2 separate regions of the Homo sapiens genome follow, and region 2 is linked to region 1. Evidence: chromatin loops called from intact Hi-C (ENCODE). Cell type or tissue: Caco-2. All regions are shown on one strand. Each heading gives the region's core, and the rest is flanking DNA. Links, peaks and the distances in the headings are about the cores only.

Region 1 (10,528 bases), core at 1,413-9,412:
ACCTTTCCAGTGAAGGTTAAACTCTGACCAGAGGAATTGAGCGTGTTTACAGAAAATCAGGAATGGAACAGAATTAGACTGCTTTTCCCCTTACTTCCCACTCCCTTACAGCATGTTCCATTGGTACTTGAGTCTAGAGGCATCCAGAGGTGTAAGAATAACCAAACACAACAAAGATTAGGAGTAACGAAGTGTTTTCATGCAGTGCCGCACCCCAGTGAGGTGGGCTGGCTAAAAGGATGTGATACAAACTGATATCCAGGGAATGGCAAAGAGGAGTAGCTGGGCCTGTCCATCATCTCTTATCATGACTCACAGCCCTTGTTTAAGGAATTTGAAGTCTAGGTGGATGAAAGGGACATCAAACTTAAAATGCATAGCTGCAACCTACTAGATAGAAGCTGAGAACCCTATATGTGGATCAGGCAGTCACTACTGGAGTTCAGGAGGGGAATAAGGCATTGGCCCCTAGAGAAGACATCACAGATCAAACTTGAGCTAGACTTCCTTGAGGACGGGTAGGATGTAGATGATAAAGATTCAGCTTCAGGCAGTAAGAAGTGAAAAGAAACATACTTTTTAACCAGTATGTGTTGAGTGGAGGGTGGTTATGGGGAAGGGAGGGTGGCAGGGAAGGCTGGATGCATTTAAGGCTGTCGCCAAGTTTTTCTGCTTAAAGAGCATCTGGGCACAGTGGCACATGGTCTATATTACTCAGGGCCCTAAGCTCACCTGAGAAGCTCCAGCCTCCCTTCTGCACCTTGCCCACAGAATGTTCTGTAACACTTCTCTGTCCTTGCAGATAAATAGGCTGCCCCAAATCTAGCGATACCCTCGATGGTGGCAGGGGTAGTAGCAGTGGCATTGGATGGGACGGTGGGTTGGATATTTCCCTTTGTATTGGTCAAATACATGCACAGATGGCACCAACACCACGGGGATCTCTGGAGATGAAGGTAGGTATTTCTTCAGTCACTCAGCACTTAACAACTGTCAGAGAGGGCCGGGCGTGGTGGCTTATGCCCGTAATCCCAGCACTTTGGGAGGCCGAGGCGGGTGGATCCCGAGGTCAGGAGATTGAGACCATCCTGGCTAACACGGTGAAACCCTGTCTCTACTAAAAATACAAAAAATTAGCTGGGCATGGTGGCGGGCACCTGTAGTCCCAGCTACTCGGGAGGCTGAGGCAGGAGAATGGCGAGAACCTGGGAGGCGGAGCTGGCAGTGAGCCGAGATGGCGCCACTGCACTCCAGCCTGGGCGACAGAGCGAGACTCTGTCTCAAAAAAAAACAAACAAAAAAAACCAAAAAAACTGTCAGAGAGATAATAGGAGAAATGTGCCCCTGCACTCGCACTGCACAGCATGTGCCGGATCATCTGTGAAATGGATCTTTCCTCTGGGAGCTCCATCTTTTCCAGGTGATTGTTCACTTGGACATATTTGATTATAAGCTCCCAGAGTGTCAGACACGGACTTCTCATGGCAAGTTAGACGATCCCAGGTGCCCAGTGGGTGGCAGTGCAGTGAGTGGCAGGAGGAAAACTTTCCTGCTGGCTTTTGGTCTGACCAAGACAGAGTGATACTTATCCAGGGCCTAAAATAACCATAGCAATAGGCCTTGCCAGAAGGGATCTGTGGCAGGCTCCTGGCACTACTGGTCAGTTCCCCCAGTGGCCTGTTCAAGTTTTTCTTTGCATGAGACAGAGGTTATGGCTGAGGAAACAGCCAGGCCAGGAGGCTAGCCTGCCCTGCAGAAGCCCAGGGGACCTTCCTGATGCCATCTTTCTGGTATGACAGCTCAGCAGGCCTGTGTCAACAAGCCCTGCACGGTTTGGACAAGATGTGAGTGACTAACGTTTTCCTCTGGAGCAGCAGGAATGGATGGGCCTGCTGGGAAGAATCCCTTTGCTGTGAGCTACCTAAGACGCCTGGCTCCTGAATTGAACCAGCAGGTCCCTTCTCTGTATCTTGCTTGCTTTCCTTTAAAAAAAAAAAAATCCTCAGCAGATGATGGGAGGAATTATTTGCTGAGTTTGTCCAGACTCTGAATAGCCCTTGGTCACTGAAGTGTGCAAAAACATGGCAACAATGCAGGTGCTATGGTCTGAAAATGTTTGCAAAGGAAGGAGAGGAAAGAGCAGTTATTCTGACAGTAAATGATACATAATACTAATATTGGAAGGATTATTTTTTCCCTGTGTGGTCAGTGAATAGAATTTTTGGCAGTCGTCTATCATTTAACTAGGTCTGTATAGAGCACACTGGAGCCTGGTAAGGACCTCTGGCTTTTTTTACAGTCAGAGTTTTGGTGCCTAGGGGTCTGGGCTGTGGACAGGCGAGATGTACCTGCAGGCAGGGAGTGGTCAGCTTGCTCTCAGCTTGCCAGATCCGTGACTCTGACGAGAGAGTTATCAGTACCTACAGAGCTTCCTCCTGCAGCCTGCCTACCCACCCAGGCCATCTTCTGACACTGCCTCAATGTGTCCATGCTCCAGGCAGGTCAGATCACCTCCCTCATTCGGTTTGGACATCAAGGAGACTGTGTGAATGACCATCAGCCTCTCTCCAGTCTACCCAAAGGTATCAGGTATCCAGCACTATTCTGATGGAGAAGCAGTAAGAGTGAGCCTACCTTAGATCTATTAATAGAGCTCATTCAGCCAAGGAAAAGGATCCAACTAACCCAGATGACTACATGAGCCTAGGTCATTCACATGTAGCTTTGGTGAGTAATGAGAGATGCACGCATGATACCCCTGCTCCTGTCCTTTGGTGCCCTGCACCCCTCTCAGGTGCTCTCCAGAGTCAGCCCTTCTGACTGCAGGGCAGACCCCAAAAGGAGATCAGCTTTTCACCTCGATTACCCCTAGTACTTAAGACATTTGCCTTCATGAGTTTTTGGTAATCAATATTGTACAGCCAGTAATTTAATTTTTTCATGGTATCAATCTGATATTAAAGCTCTAGTATCTGGGAAGAGCACAGCAAAGCTTACCTGACTGACTCCACTATTATATTTGGAATGGATAATTGAGATATAATTTAAAGGGTAGAATATATTCTTTCTATAACTGCAAAAGTTTGCTATAACTCACAAAAGGAAATACAAAATTGAGTAATAGTGTTGGAGGAGAAGGAAGCAAATATTTATTTTGTATCTACTATGTGCCAAACACTTTATGTATTGTATTTTGCCCTCAGAAATCATATGCAGATGATTCTATTTTACAAGGGAAAGTTGAGGTTTAGAGCAGGTGAGCAACATGCCAAGATGGAACAGAAGGGGCATAGAACCTGGATTCAAGTCAGAGCAGGGTTTACACCCTCGGTACCATTTAGATGTGGGTCAGATAATTCTCTGTGGTGGAGGCTGCATCCCTGGCCTCTACCCACTAGATGCCAGTGGCATTTCCCCCATTTGTGACAACAGAAAATGTCTCCAGGCCAGGTGCGGTGGCTCATGCCTGTAATCCCAGCACTTTGGGAGGCCGAGGCGGGCGGATCACCTGAGGTTGGGAGTTCAGAGACCAGCCTGACCAACAGGGAGAAACCCTGTCTCTACTAAAAATACAAAATAAGCCGGTTGTGGTGGTGCATGCCTGTAATCCCAGCTACTAGGGAGGCTGAGGCAGGAGAATCACTTGAACCCGGGAGGCAGAGGTTGCGGTGAGCCGAGATTGCACCATTACACTCCAGCCTGGGCAACGAGCGAAACTCTGTCTCAACAAAAAAAAAGAGAAGAAAGAAAACATCTCCAGACATTGTCAAATGTCCTCTGAGGGTCAAAATCAGACCCGCTGTGGAGACCCATGGCTCTAGAGGCTTTGTTTTTTCTGCCATCACACACTCGGAGGGAAATTTGGGGGTAACTTTAAGGATGCTATATGGATAACTTATGTTTCAGTATTTTTTCTTATGAAGATAATAAAAGCTGTCGTGGATCATTTCGAAAATAAAATAAAGATTGTTTAGAATCGTACCACCTAGAGATACCCACTTTCAGCATTTGGCTATGTTTTCTTCCAGTCTGTTTTCTGTGCACACATAGGTAGTTTTTAAAATCATACAGTAAATCTTTTATCTCTTTTTATACTTAATATTATATCAAGAACCTATCCCTATATTAAAATCAGTGTAATTATTTTTAGTAGCTGCATTATATCCTATTATATGTTTATGCCTCAATTTACTCAAGCATTTTTGCAAATGGCCATTTAGAGTTTTTCCAGTTTATCCCATCATAAACACAGCTTCAATGAACATATTTGTGCATAAACGTTTGTGTACAGTCTTGATAAATTCTCTGGGGTATATATTTCTATGAAAAGAAGAATAATTGGGTCAAGCTCTGTACCTATTGTTTAGGCTGCATTTCCTACATACTGTCAGGTTGCTTTCTGTAAGTGTTGGACTTATATGGCTGTGCTTTCTCTCTCACTTGTTTGTGGGTGTCTTGTCTCACTTGTTAACTATAAGTATTAACTTTTTAAAGTATTTTAATTTGATAGGCAAAAATGGCATTTCATTGTTTTATTTGTGTTTATTTGATGACCAATGAAACAGAACATCTCTTCCTATTATATAGCTTTTTGCTTTTCTTAGTCTCTGAAATATTTGTTAATACGATGCATTGCTTCTTTATTAGATCTAATTTTTGTCTATCCACTTTAAGATTTGTTTCTTTCCATTTTCACATGTAGACTTAAAACTACAGTTCTTTAAGCTATTTAGCAGCAGTAGAGGAAGACTTGAGGCAAGTTGGAGGAGAGATGAAGGGGAGTGCTTTTGTATAAATTGGAGATCACCTCAACTATAGAATTAACTGAGCCCTGAAGTTGGAAGAAGAGGGAAGAATGGCGAGAGAGGAGGTAGTGCAGAGGTGTGCGGTCAGGATTTCCTGTAATGGCCACCAGGTGGTGCCATCTGCCCGGGACGATTTGATGTCTCTGGTGCAGGAGAGCGGAGAGCTGGGGAGAGTATTAATAAGGTGGTCACAAGCGAGGTGATTGGAGTGCCATTCATACATGTGGGACATTAGTTGGGCCTCTGTAATTAACCTGTCAATGATCATGAGTTGGTGCACGTGTGTTTGTGTGTAGAGCGGGGAAGAGAAGATTAGGGCTGTTAAAAAAAAAGAATATATATATATATATATATATATATATATATATATATATATATATAATATATAATATGTTATATATACACATATGTATACATATATACATATATAACATATATAATATATGAATGGCAGCTTTATTGAGATATAATTCACATACTATACAATTCAACAATTTAAAGTATACAATGTAATGGTTTTTGGTATATTCACATAGTAGTATCAATTTTAGATTTTTTATTGCCCCAAAAGAAACTCCATTCCCCTTAGCCATTCCCCCCATCTCTGCCTCCTTACTCCTTCCCTCAGTCTCCTTTCCCCAGACCCTGGAAACCACTACTCTACTTTCTATGTCTGTGAATTTGCCTCTTCTGGACATTTCATATAAATGGAATCAGAATAGGTGGTCTTTTGTGGCTGTCACTGCTTGTCCTAGCCAATGCTATACCAGCTTGACTTTGTGGCAGGAGGCATCAGGGTATCCAGATAGACTTACTGTTTTAAAAGAAACAGCATTTCCAGGCTGGCTAGGACAGAGAAAACTACGTAGAACAATACTTTTCCTACCTGGTGGATCATCAGAATTACCTGGGAAGCTTAAAATGAAAGATTCCTGGCCCCTAATCTCTCCAGGAATTCAAATATGGTAGTTCCAGGGAGTCTGAGCTGCTTGGGATTTTTTTCAGTGCCACCAGTGATTCTAATGATTGTCTAGCTGTAAGCAGTGGGACTCAAGTTTTGAACAGAGGCATGAGAAGAAAATGGCATTTCCCTGCAGATGGGCTGTACCAGCTGCAGCTTCAAGTCCAGTGCCTCTTGTGGGAAAGGAGCCACTCCCTTGTCATTCGCCACATCTACACTGCAACGCTGGTTTATGTCAGACTATCATCTTTGACTCGGCATGACAACAGTGCATATTTGAAGGCCATCAAACCAATGATATTAGCCTTGTTTACGGTTTAGCTGGAAAATATCTCCCATGTGGTATAGTAAGAAGAGCACTGAATTTGAATTCTGAAGCTCACCAGAGTGTTCCACTGACTAGTCTCAGGGCTACTGTGAGCACCCAGTGAGAGTGGCCATGAGAGGTGACACACTGCACAAGTCAGGGCACTGGAATCATGGGACAAGATGGGACCTTAGAGAATGTCTTGTCTGCCTGCCTCATTTCATAGTAGAGAAAATGAGGCCCTGAGAGGTAAAGTTCTTCACTGAAGGTCATACGCCAGCTATTAGTAGTGTAGCCAGCACCAGGGTGTCCTAGCCTTTGCCTCCTTCTGTTTCTCACTGTGCCCTCCTTCCCTACATTGCTCTCTTTTGGGATCTGAGGAATCATATTCAATCACCTTTCATTTTCAGAAATGAGGAAACCCAGGCCTCGTTTGTCCATGGCTACAAAACTAATTGATTTATATTTGCTTTGGATGACTAGGAGTTAAAATAATGACAGGTGAAAAATCCAAGATGGCGTTTGTATACCGCTTTTAAGAGCAATCCACAGCAGATTCAAGTTTTGTGAGGCCTGAAACTCATGCAATTTGAAAACTTTTTTCAAGAAAAATAACACACAATTGCAAATGAAAAGTTAGGTTCCAGGCCTTGGAAGCAGTCTGCGCCCATGAGGGGCCCTCATTCACTTCACTATAAATCCACCTCCAGGAGCAGTAATAAAGAGATCCCTACTCATGTTTGTGCTGCTAGGTTCTTCTGTTTGTATAAATAGCATGTGTCCTGCTAAGTCACCTCCACTCTTATAAAATGGAGGCCATTCTGCCAACACATGTGTATTGAACATCTCTTTATCTGTAAGGAATACAGAAGGGAACCAAGAAAGGAAACTAAGCTACCATCTCTAACTCAGGAGATGAGGCACAAAGGCAGAATGGAGGAATTCCCTCCCTGCTGTGGTCTGGGCCAGGGTGCCTATGGGAGCCCAGCCTCTAGGAGGTCTCCAGTTTTAATCTCAGATAATCTTCCTCTTGTAGTCATTCTTCTCCCTCTGCCTATCAAATGCAGATGTTGAGATGAGTAAACCCTTTGGGGTTTTTGGATGAAAAACTTTTCAAGATTTACATGACATTTTTGGGGTTGTGCCTACCCAAAAAAGTCTTATATCTCACATCACTGCCTTAGAAATGAATTAAAGGTGCATTTATCCATCAGGGCCACATTCCCCTAAAATGCACCTAATAGCACTGAAACAATTAGAATAACACAGGGATCCTGAATAATCCATGCCTCTTGTCAAGAAATTTTTTTCTATTTTTATTTTTGTAAAACAGCTTCCTTATCCAGTTGTGTTTAGTTTATTTAAACGATCACATCAGCATTAGGTTCTGGTTTGGGGTTTTTTTTTTTATTTGTTTGTTTAAGTCTCGTTTCTGACACTTTCTGAAAGATGCAACATGGAGATAGGCCAGGAGGGAAACTAGTTTTAGGGTGTTCTCATTACATTCATTTTATGTCATTTTTTATTATTAGGTTTACATTATTGAATTCCTGTGGAGAAGAGGAGTCAGAGCTGTGAATAAGTCATAAGTCCCTATAGGTAAAATCAAGTACTATTTGTCTCTGATCAAAATTGCCCTTTCCATTGATAGGAGAAATGACTGGGCCTCCTTGTCATCCAGAGTTCATTTTGTTTTTCGTGGCAGTTTCACTGTCTTTGGGAATTGAGCTTTTTGAAATGTTAAAGCACGAGAAGCATGAACACCTTGGCAGGGTTTGCAGTATCTCCTTCTAGTGCAGGATGGAGGGCTCCAGAGCTGGCAATTTGAGGAATGGCTGGTGGCTTCTGATGTCACCTGCCACTCATGTGTCCCTCCCTGTTTTGAATCATGGATCTCAAACATCCTCAAAAGCTCTTCCCTGGTAATTTCAAAACTCTGAACAAATCAATCCTAAGAAAAAATAAACAAACATGCAGAAGAGCAGAAGGATATTTAGGATATGGTTCTAATTAAAATTTTTAAGTTTTCCTTTTTCAAAATCCTGTATGAGCTATTAAATAGGGAAAAACAAACTTCTGAGTAGGAAAGAAATAAAGGCCATTACCCTTAGAGATTTTGAATCTTACAATAAACAAATAGGTCTTCTTTTCCCCGAATGTTTCTTCTTATCAACACAAGGGAGTTGAGTGATGGCTACAGCTCTAAAATACTGAACATGGCTGCCTACTGAATTCAGCATACATACGTAGGGATATGTTACATAAGATGCACATACATACTTTATTTCTATTAGCCTGTGAAACAGTGAACATGCCTGCTCTTATAAAGCTTCTAGTAAAGGAACTACAAAAGAAACACATCTACTGGGCATTCTCACACTGGCTGAGGTAGGTTGGAACCATCTGGATTCTTGCCTGTGGCATAGTTAACCTCGTGACTATCCAGTTTTCCAATTATCCAGGCCCATTTACCTCTGCTCCCACTCAGCGAGCCCTTTGGCTATTTCTCTGTTCATTGGCACCTAAAGTCAAGGAGAAAGAAACGAACATTTATTAAGTGCTATGTTTGTACCAGTTAATCTTCTCAATGAAGTATTATTATCACCCCTGTTTTACAGAGAAGGAAACTAATATTCAAAGAGGTAAGATAACTTGTTCAGGACCACATATGTTTTTAAGTATAGAGCTCATGCATTATAAAGTGACCACCCTAGCTAACATTTATTAAGCACAATATTTGCCAGAATTCTTGCAAAAAGCCTTACAAGGACTATTTTATTTTATCCTCATACCAACGGCTTAAGGATGGTATTACTTAAGTATTCTTGTTTTACAGATGAGGTCATACAGCTAAGGTGATGAGGCCAATATTCAAACTCAAGCATCTGGATTGCAGGCTGCACTTTTGATCGCCATGTCTAGCCTCCTCTATACACCTGCTCTGACCGATTTGGTATTCACCACGCCCAAGAGGCTACTGAACACCTGAAATATGGCTGGCTGGAGTTGTGATGTACTCTAAGTATAAACTACACACCCTATTTGGAAGACAGTATGCAAAAAAGAATATAAAAAGTCTCTTTGGCAATTCTTTATATCAATTACATGTTGAAATGATAATTTGGATATATTGGGATTAAAAATTATTTAATTTCACTATTTCTTTTTACTTTTTGAAGTGAGAAGACTAGACAATTTAAAATTACAAATGTAGTTCATATTCTATTTCTATAGAACAGCACTGCTATATACTATTTTAAAATAATATATAAAGGGGACTAGAACTGACTCAGGCCAACATTATTTTTCATCAATAGTTCTAGTTAAAAATTTGGTTGGAAGTGGGTGGATGGGAAGGTTGAAGCCCATTTTTAAAGATAAGTTTGGTGTTTTTATGAATTTGAGTTATGTGTGCTTTCTTCACCCGTTTTACCATGTGTGGGTAAGAGACTTGCCATTTTTAAGAATCAGAAGAATTCTGTGAGGTGTATTTCCAGTGTCTGTGTGTAGTGCTGCAGCTGTCTGAGCGTATTGCCGGAGGCACCTCCTTTGGACTTTAAGGCACGAATTGCTCATCACTGTCCACACAGCTTTGTGGCCGCCTTTGAGTCTATCTCTTTTAACATAACATTGAGTTCTGGCTCCAGGTCTGGCACAAAGTTGATAATAACTAGTGAATACTGTTTTGTTTGGTTTGTTGTAGTTTTATTCTTTTTTTTTTTTTGAGACAGAGTCTCACTGTGTCGCCCAGGCTGGAGTGCAGTGGCACAGTCTCGGCTCACTGCAGCCTCCGCCTCCTGGGTGCAAGTGATTCTCCTGCCTCAGCCTTTCGAGTAACTGGGACTACAGGCACACACCAGCATGCCTGGATAACTTTTTTGTATTTTTATTACAGATGGGGTTTCACCATGTTGGCCAGGCTGGTCTCAAACTCCTGACCTCAAGTGATCCACCCGCTTCGGCCTCCCAAACTTCTGGGATTATAGGCATGAGCCACCGGACCCACTTTATTCTTAATACCTATTGCCAGGCAGAGGTTACATGGATATAAAAGAGAGAAATTGGGAATATTTGTATGAGATGGGAAACCACAGGCCAGGAAAGCATTACCAAAGGGTTGTAGAGGATTTAGTCTGGGCCCCTCCCCAACGTACACACCACGTGCCTTCTCCTCTCGAGGCTAGAATTAACCCTCACCCCACCACCAGCTGCCAAAAAATAGTAGTAGCTGCTGGGAACTCAGAAACAGAAAAGAATTTTCTATGAGATTACTGTCTAAAACAAATGTTTATTCTAGCCATTTATAAAGAACACTTATGGATTTACAGCAGCTTAGGATAGTGAAAAAGAAGTAGAGGAATGGTAATTAATTCAGGTACGAATTTGTAAGGCCAAGTGAGAATCACGTTCCTTGTCGTGGCCCAAAAGGCCTTGTCAGACTCAGATGGAGTCTCC
Region 2 (10,528 bases), core at 1,729-9,728, 160 kb after region 1:
CTACTCAGGAAGCTGAGGCAGGAGAATCACGTGAACCCAGGAGGTGGAGGTTGCAGTGAGCCGAGATTGCAGCACTGCACTCCAGGCCTGGGTGACAGAGTGAGAGTCTGTCACAAACAAACAAACAAACAAAAAAGATGATCTACGATTAGTAATCTTTCTAGGCTCTGCGTTTCTCAAAAGAATTTACTTTTCTCATTTACTTTAATGACAGTTTGGTTAAATTTAGAATTCTAGGTTCTGATATTTTTCCCCTCAGAACTTTACACTTATTACTCCATTTTTTTTTCCTGCATCCAGTGTTGCTGCTCAGAAGCTTCTTGTCTCTCAGCATTTTTCTAAAGCCTTGATTTCTCAAGGTTCATTATAAAGAATTAAGGGTGCACATATGTGTACATTTATTTTTCATTGCCTCTGTTGGCTCTTTCAATAAGAGATGCAATGTATTTTCATTTCTGGGAAGTAATGTTGCATTATTTGAGTATTTCTTACTCTCTTTTAAAAATATTTCATCAACTCAAATTTTAATTTCTATATTCTCTACTGGATTCTTTTTTATGAAGGTGTCTGTATCTTATAGTTCTCTGAGATTATAAAACACACATGTTCTGAATATCTGTTCTGCCTACAAGCATGTTTTTTCAGGTGTAAATTCTCCTGTTTGTTGAGTTTCTTGGCTTTCCTCTGTTGTTGATTCTGGACACGGAACCAATCTTGCTAGTTGAGTCTCACCATTGGGTACAAGAGTAGGACAATATGCTGCAGCTACTCTATCTTGGGGAGAACAGAGGAGGGCAGAATGTTCCATGGGGCAGGGTACTCACTCATATCCTGAGCTACCCAAGGCACTGCGCCCTTTCTCTCCTACCCACGAGCCCCCATTCATGGTCTGTCTCAAAGACAGAGAGTTTCTACTGTTTTTTTTTTTTTTTTTTTTTTTTTTTGAGACAGAGTCTTGCTCTATCACCCAGGCTGGAGTGCAGTGGCTCAATCTCGGCTCACTGCAAGCTCTGCCTCCTGGGTTCACACCATTCTCCTGCTTCAGCCTCCCGAGTAGCTGGGACTACAGGCACCCACCACCATGCCCAGTTAATTTCTTTTTGTATTTTTAGTAGAGACAGGGTTTCACGGTGTTAGCCAGGAAGGTCTCGATCTCCTGACCTCGTGATCCGCCCACCTTGGCCTCCCAAAGTGCTGGGATTACAGGTGTGAGCCACTGCGCCCGGCCGAGAGTTTCTATCGTTATTGCCTACACCAAGGTGGGCCCAAAGAGGTCATCTCTGCAGAATGAGAAAATTCTCACAAATGCCGTTATTCCAAGAAAACTGCTTAAATTTCAAAACTCAAAGTTTTAAGTTTCCTCTCACATACATTCTATGACAGTTCTTACATGTTTTGAGCATTTTTAAAGATTTGTAAACCAACAAAATGCTAAAGTAGCAATTTTACTATTATCATAAATAAGGACATGGTGGTACAATCATAACCATTTTTAAAATACCAATTTTAAAGGCACTATGTGGAAACAAAGCCCCTGAAAGCTACTATTCCAACTCATGCTGGAGGTTTAGTCACACCCCTGGTCCAGAATGCTTCGTGGGTAACTTTCATATTCGAAAAGTATTCTTCACAGAACAGGCTTCTGCGAACTCACAAGGTGGAAGGCATGGAGCCTGGAGCTGTAACATCCTACTGCAAACATAGGGAAGACCACATTGGAACAGTGTGCCCCTGCCAAAAGCCATGTGCTCCCTTCTTTACAGGTCTATAAAATGGCATGTGTGATTAAATAAGATTTCACTGAAGTGCTGGAAGCCACACACAGTTGAAACATGGACTTGGGGATGGCAGCAATGCCACCAGCAACAGATAGTGTAATGTACCCCCCGTGAGAGGGGAAAGGTGGGAAAGGAATTTTTAAAAATCTTTGGTCACGTTATTATTAATCATGTTATTTAATAACTGTGAGTACTATTTAAAAAGCAACACGTCCCATTTCCTTCATACCATGAAAGCCAAGTCTGCCTGGGCTGGAGCGTGGAGCCCAACACTGGTTTTCAGAGGCTCAGATTCTTACATGGTCCTCTTAGTGCGTGCTTACCTCACAGAGTGGATAGATATCCACATGAATTTGACAGATTACACATAGGTAATGCTTTAGAGTTTTTTGAACATTTTCAGAAACAGTATTTTTAAATTTTATTTGCAAGGAAAAAATGCTTATCAGTGGCAAGTCAGGTAGGGTCATGTTCAACATTGGTCAATTATCTCACCCATTCTGATCACTTGCTCTGTTCCCGCCACTGGCTCTTCTTCTCCCTCTTAAATATATTCAGGCTCCAAGGCCCGCTCTCTAGACTCTTTTCTATCTTTTAAGAGACAAGGTCTCACTCTGTCACCTAGGCTGGAGCACAGTGGTGCAATCAAGGCTCACTGGAGCCTCCAATTCCTAGGCTCAAGTGATCCTCCCACCTCAGCCTCCTGAGTAGCTGGGACTACAGGTGTGAGCCACCGTGCCCCAGCCCTCTGTTTTATAATTAGCTATAAATTCAGCTACTCTCGTTCTGCCGATGAATCTCAAATCTCTATCATCAACTCCAAACTACATTCTCAACATCAGATTTGCATTTCCCCTGCTCTGCTGAACATCCTGACATGAATAGCTGTCCAGGAATTCCAATTATTCCCTGAATTGTCTACCATAACACAAATTTGTTCCTTTCCTTGTCTGAGTCACCTCAGTAAATAGCATCGACATTCACTAAGATGATCAAAACCTGGGATTTGGCTCCTCCTTTTGTACAACTCCTACGTTTAAATCCAATTCCTGTCTTTTCTACTTCGAAAACATAGTCTTGAATTCATCCATACTTTTCCATCTCAATTTCCACCAGCCTGGTCCAAGATGCTCATTTTTCACCTGAGCTACTTCAGTAACTTCCTTATCTACTTTTGCCTCTGTGCATTTATTTGTCTACACAGCAACCAGAATAATCTTTTAAAACATGAATGTAGTCAGGTTACTTTCATTTTACAAATTCTTTTAAGGCTTCCTGTAGAATAAAATCCAAATTCCGTCTCATGATCTTCAGGGCCCTGCCTAGGTGGTCTGCCCTAGTTCTAGTTGTATTCGCCCATCTTAATCTCTCAGTATGCCAAGCTCTCAGCTGCCTCAGGGCTGCCAATCATGGTGTTCTTTCTGCGTACGATGTGTTTTTCTTCTATGCTTCCTATAACTGGCTCCTTCCCAGACTTAAATGTCATCACTGTTCTACTCTCCCTACTCTTTTAAAGTAGGTTTCTTAATACCAGCCCTCTTCAGCCAAACCTAAACTTTCCACAATTTGTAATTATACAATGGGTTACTTATTTGCTCTTTTGTCTCTTGCGCTTGCTAATTATAAGTTTATCTGTCCTGTTCATGACTATATAAACTATGCCTGGCACAGTACCTGACACACTGCTGACTCTCAAAAATGGGCTGAAGAAATTTTCTCTATTACCCTTTTCATTGCCATTCCCCTATTATACAGTTGTCTGTTTAGGATTGGCTCTCCTGACTACGTTGTGAGATCTTTAAGCCGGGAGACCGTCTCTTATCTTTGCTCGGCACAATATCTGACACACTGTGGGCCTATTCATAAAGAATGAATGGTTAAGATTAGGTACTCAGTAACCTTTTCCCCAAATTGTATTAGACCTGACATATAAAATCAGTGTGCGAGATGTTGTTTAGAATAAGTAGTTTTGAGAGGTCAAACAACAATGACACTGGTAGTAATAACAGCACATTTTGGATAAGGCTGTTTGGATAACAAAACTCGAATGATGGAAATAGTAGTTAGAAATCACTCAAAGTGAGACTCAAGGGAGCTGACCCTCCCTCTGGATGTCAAAATCTATCACTGACTTAGCAGTGGGGTCCCTAGAGTGTTTCTCAGAATAGTGCTTCCCACACATGTCAAGAGGGCCTAATGGCTGCTTCTTTCACAAGGGTGGTGGGGAGACACGTGAGGTCAAGTGTCCCACAGCCCATAGAGAAGCAGCTCTCCAGGGAGAGTGGAAGACTCTCCAGGGCCCTGCTTAGCGCAGCCTGAGAGGCTACAGGCCAACAGTGAAGGTGTTGAAAGACACTGAGATCGAATTCCCTGGGGGAAAAACGCTGCCCTGAGATTTAAGGAGAAAGAGGAAACAAGCCAAAAGGGTATGCTCAGAAACTGATGGAAAGGGCTAATGTCATCAGATCAAACCAAAGGAAATTAAAGGAAGATTTAGTGAAAAGAGGGCAAAAACAGAATCAAAGGACCCCAGGGAAGCGCAGACCAATTTAATGAGAAACCAGGAAAGTAGTGAGAACAACAAGGGAGTCTCTCTTCATCTATGTTTAATCCAGACTTCTTGCCATTTAATGCTAATGCTTTGCTCCATTCTTAAGTCATACCCACCTAGGAGTTTGCTTTGGAGTTTGTATGTAGGAACGAAGAGAGACCCACCTTCTATTAGAACACTACATGATCTCACACTATCATTACAATATTCCAGGCGGCTTCCAGATAGCATCTTAGCTGTGGAAATGCTATTCTCTTATGTCCTTCCCAGTTTTCCTAGCGCTGGCTCTTTCCAAAGCTACTCATTCTTATCTCCTTCAACTACTTTCTAAATAAACAAGCTGAGAAAACACACACAACTGATGTTTGCCTACAACTGATGCATTCATCTTGTTCTGAAACTAAGTAGAACTACAGGAGAATCAGAGGAGGGGATTCAGGGATGGCATGTCCTCAGGCCTGTTGCCACGTCTCCATTAGGCTCTGAATATGCGTTTATTTTTATAGCTCCCTTTCATGAACAGGTTGTGTGAGACAGAAGTCTTATTTCCAAGGTTCACTTTACTGAGTGGCCTCCAGTCACTCTTTCCAAGAAGAAAGATGGAAAATTATGGTCCAAGCAGCTTTACCGTCCATCTAGGAACCAAGGAGAATGCTGGACCTCAGCCACTCACCAGCTTAAACTGTCATTTATGAGCAACAAAATGATTGTCTTTGGGTCTCGGCAGCATTATCTTGAGCAGAGTTTGTGGCGGTAAGGCCCAGCTAATCACATTTGTCTAATTTTACATTCCCATCACTTTCACAAATGGATTATTACCTACTATTCACTTAAATAAAACAAAGAATGATCAAGGAATCTTGTCGTTCTAGATGAAAATCATAACATATAAGAAAATAGCATTAGTTTTCATGTTTGTACCACTTTCTAACAAAAGAGTTATAATCATTTCACATTATTGTCTTGTTCATCTTTTTAACGACCCAATGAAGAAAGGACATACAGGCCGGACGCGGTGGCTCATGCCTGTAATCCCAGCACTCTGGGAGGCCGAGACAGGTGGATCATCAGGTCAGGAGATCGAGACCATCCTGGCTAACATCCGTCGCTACTAAAAATACAAAAAGAAATTAGCCTGGCGTGGTGGCGGGCACCTGTAGTCCCAGCTACTCGGGAGGCTGAGGCAGGAGAATGGCGTGAGTCCAGGAGGTGGAGCTTGCAGTGAGCGGAGATTGCGCCACTGCACTCCAGCCTGGGTGACAGAGCAAGACTCCGTCTCAAGAAAAAAAAAAAAAGGACATACAGATTGCTGGCTCTCCTTTATAGCAGAGGTCCAGAATGATGTGACTAACTTAAGAACATGAAGTGAAAGAGGTATGGATAAAGAAAAACATGGTTTATTCACACAACTGAATAATGTATAGTGGTTAAAAGGAATCGGACCCAGGCTGGGTGTGGTGGCTCATGCCTGTAATCCCAGCACTTTGGAAGGCCAAGGCAGGTGGATCACTTGAGGTTGGGAGTTTGAAACCAGCCTGACCAACATGGTGAAATACAAAAATTAGCCGGCATGGTAGCAGGTACCTGTAATCCCAGCTACGTGGGAGGCTGAAGCAGGAGAATCGTTTGAACTCAGGAGGCGGAGGTTGCAGTGAGCCCAGATTGCACCACTGCACTCCAGCCTGGGCAACAGAGCAAGACTCTGTTTCAAAAAGAGACAAAGTAATTAGATCCATATGTATCAACATCAATAGATATTAAAAATTAGGATGCAGAATGGTAAGCCCAATATGGTTCATCCTTTCTGTAGTGCAGAATGTCAGAATTTCTTCTTAATTTGGTAAATTTTGATTACTCCAAGTCGTACAAAGGGAAATTCCATTTTCCAAATTAATGGAGCTAATTGAAATGTGATTTTGTAATTCTTTATCATTTAGCATGTTTTTTTTTTTTCTCACTGGGTTTTTGTAACAGTGAATAGACTCTAGCTTGGCTGTAAGAGCTAACAATTTGGATAATAGTACTGCTTTGCATCTACTGCACTCTGCAGAGGATGATTCAAAAAAGAGGCTACTCATCTCCCCTGAGGATGAAAGATAAACATTTGCGGTTAAAATATTGTCACGACTCAGACAGAAGAAGGGATTTAGCCCTACCACTTGGCTCATGTTCCCTCTTAACCAAATCATATTTTTTTAGTAACCTAATAAAATTACTGGGAATAGAAAGCATACATTCCGACTACTAGAAATATTGATACAACAAAGGAACACGTTAGTAGTTTCAACGTCTTTTACTTAAGGATTTCAGAATTCCTCCCAGTGAACAGGGAGATAGGTAGGTAAAATATAATATTTCCTGGTAGATGACCTAAGGCAAAACTCTTTATCTGCTGGCACCTATGTATATTTGCTACACATCGAATGTTTTGTCATCCCCTAGAGGAAAGACACTGGTGGATGGCAAGAATGTCAGTATTTGTTTACTTGGAGCAAGAGGCAGGTCATTTGGTCACAGACTCAAAATGCAATGTGCAAGAACTCAGAAACTGGATAGCAAAACTCCAGCCCAAATGAAGCAAAATTTCCTTCTCTGCTTTCTCAAGGTCTACTCTAGTTAATATTGATGTAACTAGACAAATACCCAATAACAAAAATTTGCCATGCAATATATAATCTAAGATGGCACAACAGTTTATGAGACCAAGCTATTATTCCTACTAAGTTAAAAACATGCGCTCCGGCGAAAGTTCTGTCAACCTTACAGCTCTTTAAATGCATGCATCCAGGAGGACTAGACAAGCCATCTTCTGCTTCCAGCTGCTAGTGTTTCTAGCTGGTGAATAACACAGGCCCCCAGGAGAGGGGGGTGAAAGATAGTTTTCAAAGATTGGAAAATTTCCTCCAACTTACATTAAAATTAATATTAAGGGCTCTATATGTGGCTGCTGGAGTAGAATGGTGGGAATCTAATCAAGAGCCCGTGCCTTCCTTTGAGGCCAGTTTCCTAAAATTGGTTCTCTGTGCCTATATTGCATGAGCTGAAAGCATATGGATGCAATCACATTCCAAGATACCTTATTTGGTGTTGGTATGGACTGGGCATATTGTCTCAGCTTACAAAAGCAATAAGGATTCTCTGACTCCTGCCAATCCATGTAAATCACTCTTTTACCTGTTTAAAGGGTAAGATTCGTGAGTGAGGAAAATAGTTACAACTATTTTGTTACCAGCATATATAACCATGTTCTATATCTAGATAGAACTCTTCAAGTTGTGAGACCTCAGTAGTGGGAAGGGAGACAAGATTTAGACAAATACCCACACAGAAATGAGGGGGGACACATTTCTCCCACGTGGCAGAGTTAGGAGGTACTGAATCCAAATTTTGTCCTTATGTAGAGACCTTATGCTGGTTGAGAAAGCAAAATAACTAAATAAGGATTACTTATATCTGCAACTCATTTTAATGTCTTCTTTATTTTTAAAAGCAAATGGACTAGTGAAGGGAAATTCACTTCTCTGAATACAGGATCATCCCACATTCAGGCTATCCAAAATTTGGGGGATCTGGAAGGCCAAAGACCAAAAATAAAGTAAAAAAAAAAAAGTAAATGAAGTTATTGGATATGAAATAACAAATGACAGGAGATTAAAATCTTCTAATTCTTGTGTCTGGCCATATAACTGAGTGCCACTGACCATTAGATAAAGACAGATTTTTAAAAATAATCACCCCTATTGTAAGGGATAGTCACTCCTGACTCATTGTCTTCTCTTCTTCATTAGTTTGATTGTTTTTCCCTCCAGATCACATTTTTGGAGTTGTTCTTTTGGTGAGATAGTGGTTGAAATAGTTTAATTTTCCTTTTTGAGTCCTGTTTTCACCTCTAGATGAATTTGCTTTTATGAAGGAATTCCATTCCATTTATGATCTAAATGAGGAGGAACTCCTTTAAATTCTTTCCTTTTTTGGACAGCTTCAACCTGTATTTCACTGAGTACCACTGCATGGTAAGTAAAGAGGATACTATAAATAAAGTGTGAAATAGACATCTTCCCTCTCGTATCAGCTAAGTAATTTCTCAAATATTTAAAAATTGAAAGAAGTGCCACAGAGGTAACAGAAAGAGGGGCAGTTATATTATTGAGTAGAAACCTAATTTTCCCAGGAGTATATGTAAGAAAAGCCCTCCCTGTCCGAGGAGACGTCATCATGTGAACTCACATATGAAGAAAGGTGGAAATCAATTAGGGGTAGGAGCAGCGAGGGCCCTGGGGAGTGTTCAAGTAGTGCAAATGACATCTAAAGACGGGATGAAATGTAACCTTTCAGATCGGGAGGGCAGGATCCAAGCCACCAAAAAGTCTAGTGGTTTGTATCCTCCAAACACCCCCCACCACTATAATCTCCCGCCACTTACTCAACCACTCTAGTCCAAGGCACCAAACCCCCATGCTGGATTCTTAACCTGTCCTGATTGAGGTCCTCCTTTAAGTCACATAGATCCAGCCCATCTGAGTTCAATTTCCTCCTTTGTAAAATGGAGATAATAATAGTGCTTTCCTCAAGGGTTTTTTTATTCAATGAGAAATGAGATATTACTTAGTATCAAACTTGGCTGAGAGTATTAAATAAATGTTAGCTAATATTATTTTTACTTTTTTTTTTTGAGACAGGGTTTCGCTGTGTCAACCAGGCTGGAGTGCAGTGGTATGATCTCGGCTACTGCAACCTCCACCTCCTGGATTCAAGTGATTCTCCTGCTTCAGCCTCCCGAGTAGCTGGGAATACAGGCACCTGGCTAATACCGTTGCTAATAATATAACGCACATATCATGGAAGCTTGGGAAGTTTTTATAAAACAGGTGGGGCTTGATGGCAGTTTTGAAGGGTATTTGCTGCTTGCCTAGAACACGGGAAGTGGAGCTGGCAGTCCAAGCTCAAGGAGCCCCAGGAGCCAGGGCTTTGCAGAGGCTGCAGGGGAGGAAAGTGTGTGTGGGGTGGGGAGGTTGGTATTGCATAGGTCCAGGGAGGCAATCATGAGACTCCCTAGACCACAGGAAAAATCTTTTGTGGGAATAGTAAGCTTGGACAAGTAGACTAGAGACTATGAAGATAATCTCTCAGAGACTGACACAAATAATCCACTCATGCAAATAATCTCAAAGAATGCAGCCTTTTTTTTTTTTTTTCTAACTTCTGATTCTTAAGGATGAAGAATGTGGGTGGGGATGCCTGTTCCCGGTGTCAGTAAGTAAAATCTTCTGGTGGGGAAGTATTTTGAATATTTGCAAAGAAAGTTCAATGCTCTCCAAAGTGGAGGTAGAAACTGGCACCAGGGATTTCTGTGTACCTGCCTAGAAATACAGGGCTTTAATCTACAGCCAATGTGAACTTTTGTAACTCTTTAAAACATCATCATTTCTGAGGGACTTCAGACTCTGTTCTGTAGGTCAGCACCAGACCAACAATATAGAGTTCCTGTGATCACTTATGATTTGAAACATAAACTCAGGCTTTGAATGTTTTAAAAACACCCGTATAACTATGGGTTGTTTAAAAATAGCTATACCCCAAAGAGTTTATTTCCAACATCTGACATGAATGCATTTTGCAGCGATTTGTTATGCAAATAATGGTAGCAGGGAAGACATATGAAAAAACATTGACCCTTCTCAAAGCCCGATGGATTTAATGCTTTTGTTAATTCTGAATTCCAAGTCTAGGGGTTGTCTGTTTGTGGTGTATAAAATAAAATACTATATGCCTGCCTCAACTTTCCTTCTGATGAAGCTGTAATTTGCAAAGGAGCTATTGTTCCTCTATGGCTTCCCTAATTTTTCTTCACAGACAACTGTGCTTCAGTGTGGAGAGGGGTTTCAGTGTATTGGCTGTTGAGATGATGCTGTGAGTATTTTCAAGGCAGAGGGGGCTGGGTGCGGTGGCTCACACCTGTAATCCCAGCACTTTGGGAGGCCGAGGCGGGCAGATCATGAAGTCAGGAGATCAAGATCATCTTGGCCAACATGGTGAAACCCTGTCTCTACTAAAATACAAAAAATTAGCCAGACATGGTGGTGAGTGCCTGTAATCCCAGCTACTTGGGAGACTGAGGCAGGGGAATCGCTTGAACCCGGGAGGTGGAGGTTGCAGTGAGCTGAGATCGCGCCACTGCACTCCAGCCAGCAGAAGGAAG

The links. Peaks named below come from ENCODE experiments on the same cell type or tissue, not always from the same donor. Only the 100,000 strongest peaks of a DNase experiment are listed, where the experiment ranks them.
Region 2: a loop joins it to region 1, with 5 times the contacts of the local background. A loop is called at or near these places in 16 of 110 quality-filtered maps.

What each region holds. Positions count from the first base shown.
Region 1 is chr15:32,657,894-32,668,421 of GRCh38, forward strand. The region is part of intron 10 of ARHGAP11A-SCG5 (ARHGAP11A-SCG5 readthrough); the gene reads left to right. All of the region lies in intron 2 of SCG5 (secretogranin V), which reads left to right. SCG5-AS1 (SCG5 antisense RNA 1) reads right to left here. Exons shown (of 4, transcript NR_135505.1): 3 at 8,546-8,595; 4 at 7,809-8,024. LOC124903458 (a long non-coding RNA gene) reads left to right here and starts at 5,698. Exons shown (of 2, transcript XR_007064573.1): 1 at 5,698-7,672; 2 at 8,910-9,227. In Caco-2, for the core only: a CTCF peak has its summit at 4,890 (motif pointing right); a DNase peak (open chromatin) is centred at 4,918.
Region 2 is chr15:32,822,236-32,832,763 of GRCh38, forward strand. All of the region lies in intron 17 of FMN1 (formin 1), which reads right to left. Among named protein-coding and RNA genes, the nearest start is that of GREM1-AS1, 110 kb to the left of the region's middle. In Caco-2, for the core only: no CTCF peak of the experiment used is centred there; no DNase peak of the experiment used is centred there.